Linked DNA regions of Mus musculus: region 2 is linked to region 1. Evidence: chromatin contacts called from ENCODE Hi-C or POLR2A ChIA-PET data. All regions are on one chromosome and are shown on one strand. The core of a region is the stretch at or near the end of the contact, and the rest is flanking DNA. Distances in the headings are between cores, read along the strand shown. Region 1 overlaps Plekhg1 (pleckstrin homology domain containing, family G (with RhoGef domain) member 1). Region 2 overlaps Plekhg1 (pleckstrin homology domain containing, family G (with RhoGef domain) member 1).

Region 1 (3,119 bases), core at 213-2,712:
CTCCCTGATATGACCCAACAAAAGAGGAAGCCAAGGGTCCTGTGTACTCAGTGCCTTTCAACCCACCTGCTAGCCCAGTGGACAGTAAAGTGCCCTGTAGGGAGCTGAAGAACTGCTCATTCCTCCTCAGTGACAAAATGTGGAAAAAGGGAGGGGATCCCAGGCTTCCTCCTCTGGAGGCCTGCAATTACTAGACCAGGTGATCCAAGCACACCTCTCTCGGACGCCCTCCCTCCCCTCCCCCTCCTCACTTGTTAAATGTCCCTCCCTCCACTGCTTTCAGGTTCAGGTAGCGTGCTCCCATATGTAGCTACTCTGGTCTAACCAAACTCCCTATGGTTGCCTTTTTGGTACTAATGCTAGAGTATTTATCTCATTGCATCCTCTGGTTGCTACTACTGTTGCTAGGGAATTAGGAGTGGCCTCTTTTGGATTGTAGTCTGGATAGTTTTGTTAATAAAAGAACTTAGAAATAGACTTGGAAGGAAGCTCTAGGACAATATTATTAGCGGTTGGGAGAAAAACAGAACAGGCAAGCTGTAAATCTCAACAGCTGCCAGGGAAATGGAGACAGAGAAGAGGAAGAGAGGCATGCCATTTGAGTTAGGCCAGCAATCTGTGCAATGGAAGTCAACAGGCAGGGGCCTGGCAGAAGCCAGATGTGTGTGTGTCAGAGAGAGGGCAGCAGTGGGAGCTTCAGAGGGCAGGTGGGAAAGGCCAGAGTGTCTGGGAGAGCATGCTTAGACTTCGGGCAAGCATCCAAAAGAAAAAGAAATGGGGGAAAGGAAAGGGAAAAGTTACAAAAAAGAAAAAGTTAGGGCTCCTCTGTACTGCTGCCTGATGGAAGTTGCTTTGCAGCAGGGAGTTTTAGAGGTATGGCTTATATATATATATAATATACATCACTATATATCCTCATAAATATGTATCTTCACATATATCCACATACATACATACATACATACATACATACATACATGTGTGTGTGTGTGTGTGTGTGTGTGTGTGTGTGTGTGTGTGTGTATGATCCTGATCAAGGTTTGTCTCTGCCCGTCATTGATCCAGCTTTTGGGTGATGCCCTCTTGGGAGACAAGTTCCTCTTCTGGCTAATATCAAAGCCTTTCTCCTCTCCCCCATGCCCAGTGTGGAATTGCAGTACAAATGTTTTCCTTTGGAGTCCATTGTTTTTCAGTAGGGTAGCACAAGTGTCTCTCTTTAAAAAGATCTTCTCTCCTGCCAAGGGCTACAATCCGTTCCTGGAATGGACCACCTCTGCCTTTGCCTGTGATCCTTCTGTACTGAATATGTGGGTCCTTCTCTCCTGATCATGTATTGGTCTTTTAGCCAGAAATGTACATGGACCTGTTTGTTGATACTTGTCGTTTCAGCTAGCCAAGGAGGCAGCTCCTTGCAGGAAGGGATCCTGTGTGATTCAGCTTGTAAACAACTAGCTTGTAAAATAGAACTTGGCACCTACTCTTAACGCCCTCGGAAAAAACAGGAGGAAGGACTAGCTGAGTGGAAGGGAGTGTGCTTCTACACTGTAAATCAATATATCAATGTAGGTCATTCTGGTGTCACTGGCATCCTAACACAGTACCAGGTGGTGGCTTCTGTGAAATGGAGGAGATGCTCTCTCCAAAATAAAAGACCACCACCACCATCAAGAAAAGGGGAAACTATAGGCACTCTATTCAAAGACCAGGGTACAAAGTGCTAACAGAAGAGGCTGAACACAAAAACACTATAGAAGTCCACTGTGTAGGAGCTTGAAATACAAGCAAGACAATTAGGAAAGACGTTTCCAGTTTCCTTTGTATCTCCAAGCTAAAGAGAGTGCAGGATAAGATGGATTTAAACATAAGGAGGCACCATAGCTACATTTCATGTAAATAACTGCCTGTTCTTCATTGTGGTTTGTCTCTAGTGCCATGTTAACCAGGTTCTAACATTTTAAACATGATCTCAAAGAAGAGAGAGGATGGAGGAGCCACTGGCTAAGCTCCTTCAAGCACCTTGTAGAAATTGTCCCAGTGAGCTCTGTAGAGCTGTAGTATCCTTTTGTGTCTTTGCAGCATGATTATCTAGACCAAGATTTCTTTAACTGCTTCACGTGTGTGTGTGTGTGTGTGTGTGTGTGTGTGTGTGTGTGTGCGTGTGTGTGCATGCATACCATTTTATAGTTTGTTACTCATTATTGTTTTTGTAAAATAATGAAATGGGAAAGAATAAAGGTATGCTAGTTCTGTGGTTAGAGGTATGGTTCTGTTCCTGGTACTCGTGTGGAAACTCACACCTGCCTATAAGCACAGGTCCAGTGAAGGTCAGACACCCTCTTTTGATTTCTGAGGAATCATGGAAGCTCATGGTGCACAGACATACATGCAGGCAAAGTATTCATGCACATAAAATAATAATAATAGTAATAATAATAATACCAATGGGTTGGCGAGATGGTTCAGTGGGTAAGAGGACTGCTTTTCCAAAGGTCCTGAGTTCAAATCCCAGCAATCACATGGTGGCTCACAACCACCTGTAATGGGATATGATGCCCTTTTCTGGTGTGTCTGAAGACAGCTACAGTGTACTTACTTATAATAATTAATAAATCTTTGGGCCAGAGTGAGCAAGGCTGACTAGAGCTAGCAGAGGTCCTAAATTCAATTCCCAAGAACCACGTAAAGGCTCACAACTACAGTGTACTCTTATACATAATAAATAAATAAATCTTTTTTAAAAAATCTTTAAAAAATAAAAATTTTAAATAATTTTAATTTTTTTCTAGTTTTCTATCTTTCTTTTATATATTTTTTAATTAGGTATTTTTCTCATTTACATTTCCAATGCTATCCCAAAAGTCCCCCATACCCTCCCCCCTCCCCACTGCCCTACCCACCCACTCCCACTTTTTGGCCCTGGCGTTCCCCTGTACTGGGGCATATAAAGTTTGCGTGTCCAATGGGCCTCTCTTTCCAGTGATAGCTGACTAGGCCATCTTTTGATACATATGCAGCTAGAGTCAAGAGCTCCGGGGTACTGGTTAGTTCATAATTTTGTTCCACCTATAGGGTTGCAGATCCCTTTAGCTCCTTGGGTACTTTCTTTAGCTCCTCCATTG
Region 2 (3,119 bases), core at 345-2,844, 43 kb after region 1:
CTCTGGACCATTCAGGGATGACAATAACCCCCTGGCAATTCAGCAACTAAAAATTCAGTTCCTTTTGGGTGATCCTCGACGGATAGCCTCACCCCATAAACACAGATATGCCAGCCCCCATCCTTGAGATCCAACAACAGGCCACTGAGTGTGCAATGCAGCTTGCCTGGTGTTTCCTTCTGAGAATTTTTTACTTTGTATCCAGGAGATCCAGAGCTTGCTAACCAACTGGGAGGGGCCTGACCTCACCAGCTATGGGGAGCTGGTGCTTGAAGGAACCTTCCGCATCCAGAAGGCCAAAAAGGAGAGGACTCTTTTTCTCCTGGACCAGCTGCTGCTCATCACAAAAAAGAGAGATGACACGTTTACATACAAGGCTCACATCCTGGTGGGTCTTCACGGGGTGGCATGCAAGGCCTGGGGGTGGCTCTTTGTGTCCCATGTGTGCCTGATGCACTGTGCTCTCTGCTGCAGTGTGGCAACCTCATGCTTGTAGAGGTCATACCAAAAGAACCGCTCAGCTTCAGTGTCTTCCACTACAAGAACCCCAAGCTTCAGCACACAGTTCAGGTAACAGGGCTACTCCGAGGTCCCCAAAGGGGAGAGGTGTGCTGGACCCAGCCGCCATCTCTGTTGCCTCACTTCTGACAATTTAAATCTCCCATTGCAGGCCAAATCCCAGCAAGACAAACGTCTCTGGGTTCTGCACCTGAAGAGATTAATTCTGGAGAACCACGCAGCAGCAGCAAAGATCCCAGCTAAGGTGAGAGAGAAACGTCAGCCAGCACACCATAATGTAGAAAGGACCCAGGCGGGGGTTTGGGGGGGACACATGGCGGTGTGGGGTCTGACGAGGAAATAAGGCCTAGCTTCACAATGGAGCCTGAAATCCCAGCACTGAGGAGGCTGAGTCAGGAGGCTGGCCAAGTCTGCAATAAGGCATTTCAGAGGTTATATTGACATATAGACAAAAGAGAGTCAGTGGCACCCACTAGAGATTTAGGGGTGGAGATACACACATATATATAAAATAAGGAAGCTTATAGAGAATAGAAACTAAACTACTGGGAATCACTGCCACCCCCCATTCCCTACCCCCATCCCCCTGTGTTGGGTCCCGTGGGAACAGTGGAAAACCAAGCCCAGTTTGGCGGGAAAGGAATTTACCAGCAGAGAGCCAGCTGCCCGCCTAACCCAGATCTGTTTGTCGGCCATGGGGAAACAATAGCGTTGAAAGCCAGGTGGCCCCGGGGAGGGGGGGTGGGGTGGGGGGGTGGCAAAAGGACAAAGTGTTCAGGTCTAGCCAGTAAGGGCAGGAAGGAAAATACCTCCTGCTTTCTTGAAGGGTGAGGAATGTCCTTCTGAAGTTGGGGAGGGGGAAGGGCGGAACTAGGCTGAGACAACAAAGTCACAAAAACACAAGTGACACCCTGTTTGCCAAACACAGCTGGTGTTGGGACAGGAGGACCAGGAAATGGGGCAGGAATGCGGCTGGGGAAGTAGTCTAGGGAGCAGAACACAAGGCGCAGATGCAAAGCAGGTCACCCAGGCAAAGGGAACAGAAGTCACCTCTGACATTGTGCTTGAGTTGCGGGAAGACCTCTGGGTTGGGAGTTAGCCAGACTGGCTCACAGAGGTGGCCTAACTGGTTAGATGGGAGTGGAGGAGCATCTGGCCGGTGAATGGAGGTGGAAATTCAGGTTCTGGCAGCCCAGGATTAGGAGAGGCAGTGACTGAGGCCCTAAGGCTTGACAGGGCTAAGGCCCACAAGAATGTATAAAGGAAACAAGGTTGCCCCTTGCTCTGAGGAGACTGGGAGGGGTAATGGGGGAAGGGGCTTGTAATGTGGGGAAGCAAGGGGGAGGGGGAGGGGCTTCGATCGAGATGTAAAGTGAATTTTAAAAAAATTATTAGGGAAAAAAAGAGGAGTCTTAGGAATCTCAGCAAGTCACCTGCTGGGGGAGGGGCACCTGGAAGACCAGAGAGAACAGCAGAAACCCAGTAAAGAGCAGGAAGGGACAGCTGGTGAGGAAGGAGGGGACAGAAGAACCTCCACCTTGAGAGGGCAAAACAGATGCAGAGTGTGGGTTCGACAACTGGGATTTTTGCAATGGGTTGAAAGAAATTAGAGAACAGACTGGTACCGACTGCCCCACCCCCAAAGTTCAAAAAGATGCAGTTTAGAGAAAACTCATCAAAGCAAAGCTCACTATCTGGGTGGAAAACACAATATAGGTTTCTGAGTTGTCTGGGGAGACTAAGAGGCAGGATGCAACAGGATGCAGAAGAGCAGTTTGTCAAGGGAGGTGGAAGGAATGGGGCCCGTAAGCACAGGGATGGTAGAGAGGAGCCTTGGAAAGAGTCTGGCGGGGAACTGAGGAGAATTAGGAAATCATAAAGGATCAGAGACACTACTGTGAGTGACGACACAGGAAGAGGGTTTGTCCTTGAAAATGGAGAGAGTCAGATTCGATGCAAAGGAAGACGATCCTGTCACTGGAGGTGACTCAGGTCCCATCTGGAAGACGCCAAAGACCTGACTGGGGCTGTGGGACTGCTGTGTGAATCAGTTTGATGGCGTCATAACAAACCACTTAACAACTGCCCTAAGGGAGCATGGCATACAGGAGTTCCTCTGCAGGGAGGGGACAGGTGGAGCTGGGGAACAGAGAACATTGCACACTCATGAGCCTGTAGCTGCAGTGACTATGATTCCAGGCTGAACAGGGGAAAGAGACTTGCAGAAGTCAGCTGGTTCAGTGGGAAACCTGAAATCTGAAGTTGAGGATGGTCCCTGGTACCCTACCTGAGAAGCAGGGCAACGCTGGTGTGTGCATGTTCTGGGATGGCTTTACCATGCTGCTGTGGAGTAGAGGAAACAGTTATTAGAGATGACGTAGCAAAAGTCTAAAAGGGTTGGGTGTGAATGGCCATCTGTGAGGATGGTGGGATGTCTGTGATGGGACCAGGAGGAGAGAAGTAGAACAGGAAGTGACATCAGGGTCATAGAGTGGTACTGATGGGGAAAATCAGAAGAAATTCTGGGAAAGGAAAGATTTGTCTTTGCCTTTGGTTGGTTGGTTGGCTGGTTGAGACAGGGTCTCACTATATATATAACC

The links. Hi-C counts contacts between places; a loop is a spot of excess contacts on that map. ChIA-PET counts read pairs that join two places held with the same protein, here RNA polymerase II (POLR2A).
Region 2: POLR2A ChIA-PET joins it to region 1 with 64 read pairs in embryonic stem cell. The contact joins two enhancer-like sites. A Hi-C loop is called at or near these places in 2 of 37 maps with a recorded cell type or tissue (both heart). POLR2A ChIA-PET finds 5 or more read pairs at or near these places in 4 of 5 experiments (Patski and embryonic stem cell).

Annotation. Positions count from the first base shown.
Region 1 is chr10:3,896,781-3,899,899 of GRCm38, forward strand. The region is part of intron 3 of Plekhg1 (pleckstrin homology domain containing, family G (with RhoGef domain) member 1); the gene reads left to right. Among named protein-coding and RNA genes, the nearest start is that of Mthfd1l, 75 kb to the right of the region's middle. Within about 2 kb of position 1,463, at least 1 of the 3 ENCODE cell types and tissues checked has a DNase peak (open chromatin) inside an H3K27ac peak, as active enhancers do.
Region 2 is chr10:3,939,964-3,943,082 of GRCm38, forward strand. It overlaps Plekhg1 (pleckstrin homology domain containing, family G (with RhoGef domain) member 1), which reads left to right. Exons shown (of 17, transcript NM_001159942.1): 9 at 206-388; 10 at 475-570; 11 at 671-763. Among named protein-coding and RNA genes, the nearest start is that of Mthfd1l, 32 kb to the right of the region's middle. Within about 2 kb of position 1,595, at least 2 of the 3 ENCODE cell types and tissues checked have a DNase peak (open chromatin) inside an H3K27ac peak, as active enhancers do.